Regions from separate parts of the Homo sapiens genome. Here region 1 is linked to region 2. The links are chromatin loops, found by intact Hi-C in ENCODE. Cell type or tissue: OCI-LY7. All regions are shown on one strand. Each heading gives the region's core, and the rest is flanking DNA. Links, peaks and the distances in the headings are about the cores only. Region 1 overlaps ATXN10 (ataxin 10). Region 2 overlaps TBC1D22A (TBC1 domain family member 22A).

Region 1 (4,383 bases), core at 273-4,272, 1.0 Mb before region 2:
GTACATGTTACTTTTTAAAAATAGCCAGTTCCTGGTTGTTCGTCTCGCATGTGGAAATATGGTTAACTTTTGCATTGACCTTGTGTCGTATGGGCTTGCTCAACTCATTCATTCTAGGAGATTTGAAAAATAGATTCTCTGGGATTCTCTACATAAACAATCATATCCTGTGAATAAGGATGAAGTTTTATTTCTTCTTTTCCAATTTGTATGCCTTTTATTGCCATTTTATGTCTCATTGAGTCACAAGCCTTATTTGATCATGCTGTGATGTCCCTGCCTGCCTTCTTCTCTGTGGGGGTTAAATGGGAACAGAACCTACTTTTTACTGAATGAAGAATTATTTATTTATTTATTTATTTATTTATTTGAGATAGGTGTCTCGCTCTGTCACCCAGGCTGGAGTGCAGTGGTGCAATCTCGGCTCACTGCAACCTCCACCTCCCAGGTTCAAGCGATTCTCCTGCCTCAGCCTCCTGAGTAACTGGGATTACAGGCTGCACCATCATGCCTGGCTAATTTTTGTATTTTTAGTAGAGATGGGGTTTCACCATGCTGGCCAGGCTGGTCTCGAACTCCTGACCTCTGGTGATCTACCCACCTCGGCCTCCCAAAATGCTGGGATTACAGGTGTGAGCCACTGCACCTGGCCTGAATGAAGAATTATTAAACCTGAAGAAACAGTAAAAAATAATCACAAGAAAAACAAAACCACAGAAAGAAAAAAGAAATGAACTGATGTTTGTTTGTTTGTTTGTTTTAAAAGACTCAACCATTGGAAGAACAAGAGAAGGATGGGTTTATCCACAGGTGTATTTCTATGTAATGATTTCCCATTAGTGGGATACTATGTAGATTTCTCATTGCAGTCCTGTCTGGGTAGAGAGAATGGCCTGTAGAAACAAATTGTAAGAAACATGAAGCCATCAAAACAGCCCCTCTTCAGGTCTTGCAGACAGAAAGAACCATTTGATGCCATGTGCTTCAGCCAGCACCATTTCAGCATGTGCATGTGTGCGCTGGCACTCTGGGAAGTACTGTGACAGCCTGCTAATGTCTGGGGGTGGCCCTGCCTTAGTAGGCATGGTGGGGCACCTGCCTCCTACTTGGCATTTCTGCTGGGGGAGTTTTTGGCCTCCATAACTCTGTGACTGTTGACCATGGCCATCTGTCCAGTAGAGTGAGAGCAGGAGCTGCACCTGTCTGGAATGGCAGCCTGTCCCTACCAGTCCCTGCATCGCTATTTTGGAGTGAGACAGATAATGCAGACACAGTGTGCGAGCAAGCAGTCCTGTGGGAGAGCTCCAGGTCTCCTGTTCCTTATGTTGGAAATGAAGTCTGCCTTACAGGCAGAGGGGAACTACTACTTTGATGTAAGAGGAGATCGCTATTAGGAAATTCCAGATGTCCACCTGACACCTCCCTGCCTCTCCAGTCCTGACCAGTGTTGTACAGCAAAGGATCCCAACTCTAGGAAATCTTCCATGTCAGGTTCCTGAAAAAGAGAAAGGATGTTTAATGTTTTTTACAAAATAAAGGCAGGGGGGCTGGACGCGGTGGCTCACGCTTATAATCCTAGCACTTTGGGAGGCTGAGGTGAGCGGATCACTTGAGGCCAGGAGTTTGAGACCAGCCTGACCACCATGGTGAAACCCTGTCTCTACTAAAAATACAAAAATTAGCTGAGTGTGGTGGCACGCGCCTGTAATCCCAGTTACTGGGGAGGCTGAGGCAGGAGAATCACTTAAACCTGGGAGGTGGAGGTGGCAGGCTGCAGTGAGCCAAGATCACGCCAGTGCACGCCAGCCTGGGTGACAGAGTGAGACTCTGTCTCAAAACAAACAAATAAATAAATAAAGGCAGGGGTCGGAGAAACACTAAAGTTTTTTGTTTGTTTGTTTTGCCTTTTCCCCATCCCTTTTTCTGGTAGTTTGTAAAACTTTAGTGTTGTATTACCAGAAGCACTTATCCACTCTGCAGATTTTAGGACTCCACCATTTCTAGAGGTGGGAATTTTGGTCTGGGGCCTTCTTTGAGAAACACTGGCCCTCAGTCCTTACCACTCCTAGAGAAGGAGGGGATGGCAGTGGGCAGGGGACAGATGTGTGCACATGGAGGACTGGGAGGGCTGGACATAACAGGAGGCTACTGGTCCTGGGCATGGGGCTGTGTCCCTGTCCCTGTGTTCACATCTGGACCTCAACATAGGGCCTGTTAGCTGAGGTGCACCCTCTCTTAAGTGGCTTCATGGAGATTTTGTAAGAAATTGAGACAAGTTGGAAAACACAAACATTGTGAGGGTTTGTAGAACGGGTGGGTGCTTGCTGAAAGTTTATATTCATTCCATATTTAGTTGTCTTTATTCTGTTCAAACATTTTCTTGTTTACTTGTTGAAGCAGGTTCAGAAATAGTTATTCTGTAGTGTCTCAGTTTTATTAAAATGCAGTTAATATTGGAAAATATGGTTAGAATTAGGTGACTGCCAAACATGGCTTTCGTCAGTGTTAGCCTGTGTAATGACACTGTTTTTCTCCTTCGTGTGACTATTTATAATAAAAATGTGACTTGCAGTATTGTTATTGAGAGAGATTTAGTGAAAAACAGCGGTTGAGTAGTTTCCATGCTTCAAGTTTTACTTCCTCATTAGTGCCTCATGTCATGACCTGGGTCTCCGATTTATTTAGCACGGTAGCACCAATAATAAATATTCTACAGCCTCTAACCTGATAGATCATTCCGCCCCTCACAGCCAGCCGGGAGGTAACATTAACATCCGTTTGCTGGTGTTTGAAACCTGGAGCTCCCGGAGATTAAGTGGAGCCACCATGGGCACCGACATCTGTGGCCACTCCACAGCCCATTGGTTCCGTCCTTGACCCACACTTGACCTGTCTGCTGGAGGGGGACCCAATTCAGGGAACCCAGGGCTGTGCATCACCACCCTTGAGCATGTCCTGTTACCTTTCTGAACTTTAGTTTTCATGTCCTCGAAATCAAGATGGTGATATACTCTGTAAGCCTACGGTTAACCAGAGGTAGTAGTTTGCAGAATAAAAAAACACCCGTTGTGTAAAGGCTTCAGTGATTGTTTCCATTTCTTTCTGTCTAAAACTTAATGTGGACCATGGTTTACCTTAATCATAAACCACCCACTTGTTGCTTTGTTAATAACAACCAATCTTTTGATAGCACTTTCCATTCTATAAAGCACTTTCATAAGCATGTCACTGAAGAAGGTGTTTAAAACGAAGATGATCATGTCTGCAGGTGTGATGCGTGACATGGATATTTTGTCTGACCACCTTTCATTTTTTACCCCTTAAAATTTTCCCCTCTCAGGAAAGTTCACACACCCACAGCCATATGAAGTTTTTCATATAATTTGCACTCCCTGATACCTTTTTTTTTTTTTAATGTCAAAGTTGGAACCCTGCTTTAAGGCAATTAAACTGATATGGAAGAGAAGTTTCTACTTGAAGGCCAAGCAGCCTGGTTTGGAAGCCTGCATGGCTCAGCTGCCCACTAGTTGTGTGATCTGGGGCAAGAGTAATTGAGCCCTAGCTTTCTCAATAGAGAAAATGAAAATCATGCATTATGTCTTGCTGCATTGCTATAAACACAAACGATAATATATGTAAAGTATATCACGTGATGCTTGGTATATGAATATCACCCAAAATACTAACTGCTGCTGCCAGTTTTTTTAAGCATTGGTATTCTAATTAAATTATGTTTTTGCCAGTGATTCTGAGACAAGAGTTTTTAAAAGTTTCTTCATGGAAGGATCTGTACCGTTTTCAGCTTTTTATTCCTATGCATCATTTTTGCACATAATTTCTCAATAAATGTATCAAGTTGAACTTTTTGAGGCAAATAATATTTATGTCATTTGAATAGTGGACAACGATGAACTTGAATGACTTTATGTATGCATGAGCATTAATTTTAAATAAACCAGAAAGCTACTTTTATATTTCGAAAAATAATTCATTTGGGTTTTCCTGTTCAAACTTTGCCATGTTACTCCTAAGTGATACCTTACTTACTGAGATGGATCAGCCTTAGGGAGAGGTTTGTCATACTTTGTTACACACTGAATAGCCTATAATTATCAAGATTATATCCAGTTAGCATAAAGTGCTGTTTAGTTTCTGTTATGTCGTTGTTACCATAGCTGGAGTCGGGTGGGTGTTTAAACCTTTGTGAACTCAAAATTCTTTAATGATGATGGAATATTTCATGTTTTAGTATTCTCTTGATCTAGAGTATATGTTCAAATGTTTTACCAGGTATGTGTTTTTTACAGGTTCATATAATATATAAAATGCATTTCTGTTCCAAGAAAAATACAAGTGGTAAACAGTTGGGAGAGAGCTTGCATA
Region 2 (4,383 bases), core at 235-4,234:
CAAAGTGCTGGGATTACAGGTGTGAGCCACTGCACCCGGCGGGCTAGACACTGTACATGCAACCACACGTGTAGTCCTCATAGCAGCTGGGGGTGGTACCGTGTGGTCCCTATTTTACAAATGAGGAAACTCAGAAGCTGAGCTACGTGCTCAAAGCCACACAGCTCATAAGTGGCAAAGCTGGGGTTTGAACCTTAGAAGTCTGTGCCCTTACCCATCACAGCCTCATCCTTATCTCCTCCATTCCCTAGGGGACTTAACAGGTGTTGAAATTATTACAGAGAAAGCTGACTCACTCACCAGGAATCTGATCCTGCTGTGGGCTGGCTTGGGTGGAGGTGTTCCTCCCGCCCCCGCACCCATCCTCCTGTTTGAACTCAGGCTGCTGCCTGCTGGGCCTGCCTGCCCTTGGAGCCCTGCTGAGCTCAGCCTGAGGCCTGGCTCCTCCAGGCTGGGGGAAAACCAGGCTTGCTGTGCTCGGCAGCAGAGATTCTTCTGGAGTGAGGTGAGCAGCTTGTTCTAGGTCCCCCCTGGTGTTCTCTTTGCAGACAAGAGGCAGAGGTATCAGGAGGCCCAGAGGGAACAGGGCTGCCTGGGCTCTTCCCATTTCTGGGCCCCGTGCTGTGGGGAACTTTCATTTTGAGTATCCCCAGACTTTTTGTTCCCCCTTTCTGAAATGTTTCCTCTTTTCTGGTGATAAACATGGAAATTCCACCCCGAGTGCTGCGGTTCATGAAGGGGCACGTAGGCCCTTTGAGTCCAGTTGCTTAGAATACCTGTGGGTTTCCTTATTAAGTAGGAAGTAGAGGCTGAGAACGTCTGTGTTGTTACTGATGGCAGCCCCCCGGGGCAGGGCCAGGCATTGCTGGGCGCCCTCTCCTCCCTGAGTCTGCCTTCCGTAAACGGCCTGCAGTGGGGAAGGTGGGCCTCTGCTCAAGGCCCCGAGCTCCTAGGGGAACGGGTTCACCTTCAGGCCCATCCAAGGCAGAGCCCTTTCCGGCTTCGGGGCCCCTGATATTTCTGGGCCCCCGACTGCATCCGCTCTGTTCCCACGGGTCCCTCCTGGGTGTTCTTGCTCATGCTTGGGTTCATTTGAGCGCTGCCTCGCCCTCCGCCATCCTCTTCCTTCTCATGTGCGCTGTGTGCACCGGAGCCCGGCCGATGCTGATAGAATTTTTAAGTGTGCCGTGCAGCTTTCTGCACCTGGGCCTCTACTCCTTGCTGTGCTGGTTTGAAATGGGCCTTCTTTTATCAAACATTTTTACTAAACTAAAAAATAAAATAGGCTTGCTGGCTCTAAGGCTTTCACCTAGATGAGGCGAGTGATGTTTATTGCAGTCGTCTGGATGAGCTCCTGATCCTTGGCTGAAAGCCATCAGTGGCTCGGGATGTGTGGAGAGGACAGGGCAGAGGACCCGGTCTTGGAAAGGGGGTGGGTCCCTTGGTGTCACTGTGGCTCTCTTAGGGGTGGCAGCTCCTCCGCGAGGGCTTGGTGCACCCGCTGCCCTTGTTTTCACGTGAATGTGTTTGGGGCGGGAGGCTAGCGAGTTGCCTGGGACTCCCTACATTATGCTGTTGGGGTCGGGAGTCAAGAGGAGATCTGGCCTTGCTTCTTTCCGAATACGGAAGGGATCTGGGAGGAAGAAAGGTTCAGAGACAACCACAGTTTTATAGAATCTATGACTATTTTCCTGCTCACGTCTGGGGCCTTGGGAGTTGCTTTCTCGGGGTGGAGGAAGAGCACAGAGCGCCACCTCTTCTGTTTTGAGACTGGGTCTGGCTGCTGCCAAGTTCTCAGGTTTATTGATGGTGCAGTAGGTGATTCCTGTGCGGCCACAGCTGCCTCCTGGAAGGGCTGGTAGAGGGTTGTTGGCTGTGGGCCGCATTTTGTTTTCTCTTAGAATTAATCTCTATAGTGAGTTAGTTTTGTGTTCCAAAACCAGTCACTAGAGCCACTGTAACAGCTTGTGCATCAGCCAGATGTGCCTGCCTCAGCCGTCATGCTTTTAAATAGCTGAGAGAAAAGGCCACCTTTACAGCAGCTCACTAGCTTTTAAGAGGGTGTCACCTAGCTGGGTTTTGTCGTGAGAGAATGTGCTGTGTTCTTGGAAGTTAATTCCTTCAAAGATACGGTGTACCTTTAAAATGCTTAATCATTCACACACGTGCACAGTGAGGAAGAGAATTAAATGGAACAAGCAGTTATGGGATGCGCTCTGTTTGCACATGAGGCCCTGGGGCGTGTGCAAAGGTGAGCCTGGTGTTACTCCTGCTACCGAGGGACTTCGTTTGCTGAGGGAGACAGACCAGCCAGGAGCTTCTGCCGCAAGGATGCTGGTGCCAAGCGGGCCACGGAGGGGCCAGGAAGCCCTGTGGCAGTATAGGCAAGGAAAGGGGAGTTTTCACTGAGGACATGAGATGACATTAAAGTGGACTTTGAAGGTTACCTGGGGTGTGGGGCGTGTTCTGTAGTCAGGGGCTGGGACAAGGCCTTCTTGGCACAGGGTGGCTTGAACACAGCCTGAGTGAGGAGGAGTACAGGGTGTGTTTGGGAGCCTGGCGGGTCGCTGGCTACCTGAGAACAGAGGTGTGCGTGGAAGTAGTGGGCACAGCTGTGGCTGTATGGTGGGATGGTGTGCGTGGAAGCAGTGGGCATAGTTGTGGCTGTGTGGTGGGGTGGTATGGATGGAAGGAGTGGGCACAGCTGCGGCTGCGTGGTGGGATGGGAGGTGAGGGTCAGTGTTCAGGATGGTGGCTGCAGGAGTTTTGGCTTGAGGCTCTTTTGTGTTTGGAGTAGGGAAGGTTTCTGAGCAGGAGTGACCTGATCAGACCTCCTGCTACTGTTTATTGACCTCTTGCTGTGTGCCAGAGACAGAGGCTCAGGTCAAGGAACTGGCCTGAGATTGCATGGGTAGGACGAGGCCAGCCAGGATGTCGGGTGAGAACCATGGCCGTGGGGAGGAGAGAGAGAGGAAGGGGACTGTCAGGAAGTGCTTGCAATTCAGTTAGTTCAGTAGATATTCAAAACGGACCCTGTGCCACACTTTGCAAAAGGTGGGAAAAAAGAGCCCTCCCGAGAGGGGATGTGTGAGCCGAGAGGGGCAGGAGGACACTGCACAGGCCTCATAGGACCTGAAGGCATACGAGTTCTTCCCCAAGGCCTGTAGGAAGACCTTGAAGGATGTTCAGCTGGGGAGTGACCCATCCTCTGATGGGCACAGGACGACAGAGCTGAGGCCAAACCCTGGGGCAGCCGGTGCAACTGTCATGTTCTTCTCAGGAGCAGGGGATGGGTCAGGGCCAGGGCTGATGGACAGGAGAAGAGAGATGTGTGGGAGGTTTCCAAGGTGACCTAGAGGATGTGGAGACGTGGGTGGGTGGTGTGCTTCAGGGAGGAGACGAGGCTGACCCTCCTGTTGGTGGATGGCAGTTCTGGAGGTGGTCACAGGAGATACATGGTCAGAATGAGAGAAAATGGAGCCCCGATTTAAGTTAGTGGGACAGAGGGTTTTCGATGCCAGGACATGGGCCAGTGAGAGCCAGGGGCCGCCAGAAGAGGGCTCGAGGGAGAGGTACGAGGCAGGGATGAGCACATTGTCTATTTTTGTGTGACTGGTAGAGAGTGATGTTGTCCAAGGGTGGGGACCGAAGAGTGGGTGTGAGGAGTGGCCGGTGGGGCACAGCTGATTTTTTGGGGGAACCCGTTGACGTGAGGTGGTGGATTCGTGGCTGAGAGTTGGCAGTGGTTTTGCTTGGAGGCACGTGTTTGAGAACCGTTTACTCGGGTGGAGGAGGTCAGGAGAGAGCATGATTTTTCATAAGAGAAGGAAGGAGGACTGAGGACTCGGCTTTGGGGAGCAGAGTTGGGAACACACAGAAGAGTCTGGGGCATGCAGAGAGGCTGGCAGGAGGCAGAGGAGGGAGCAAGAAGAAAGAGCTCAGTGTGATGAGTCCTGAGGGGAAGCTGGGCAGGGCCAGGATTGAGTGAGAAGCAGCAAGAAGGAGAGAGGGGAAATGGGCCTCGGTGATGGCTGGCTGCCAGGGTGGCGGAGCCGCTCCGAAAGTCATGCATCACTTAGCGACGGGGACGCCTTCTGAGACATGTGTCCTTAGGTGATTTGGTCCCTGTGTGAACATCACAGAGCACATTTATACAAACCCAGGTAGAGTTAGCGCAGTGTCGCCTGCTGCACACCTAGGCTGTACGGCACCGTCTGTTGCTCTGAGGCTATGTGCCTGTACAGCATGGTACTGTTCTGAATACTGCAGGCAGTTGTCACACAATGGTTGGTATTTTTGTATCTAAACATCTCTAAATATGGAGCAGGTATAGTACAAATACAGAATGAAAGATAAAATGGCATACTCGTGTAGGGCAGCTGG

What was found. Peaks named below come from ENCODE experiments on the same cell type or tissue, not always from the same donor. Only the 100,000 strongest peaks of a DNase experiment are listed, where the experiment ranks them.
Region 1: it touches region 2 in a loop (5-fold over the local background); 1 of 110 quality-filtered maps calls a loop at or near these places.

Annotation. Positions count from the first base shown.
Region 1 is chr22:45,773,106-45,777,488 of GRCh38, forward strand. All of the region lies in intron 9 of ATXN10 (ataxin 10), which reads left to right. Among named protein-coding and RNA genes, the nearest start is that of MIR4762, 15 kb to the left of the region's middle. In OCI-LY7, for the core only: no CTCF peak of the experiment used is centred there; a DNase peak (open chromatin) is centred at 2,616; H3K4me3 peaks cover 2,379 bases; H3K27ac peaks cover 3,929 bases.
Region 2 is chr22:46,773,731-46,778,113 of GRCh38, forward strand. All of the region lies in intron 1 of TBC1D22A (TBC1 domain family member 22A), which reads left to right. Among named protein-coding and RNA genes, the nearest start is that of TBC1D22A, 13 kb to the left of the region's middle. RefSeq lists enhancers at 1-424, 487-566, 607-676, 3,961-4,040 and a silencer at 37-216. In OCI-LY7, for the core only: CTCF peaks have their summits at 938 and 1,796; DNase peaks (open chromatin) are centred at 511, 1,061, 1,861 and 4,061; H3K4me3 peaks cover 4,000 bases; H3K27ac peaks cover 3,838 bases.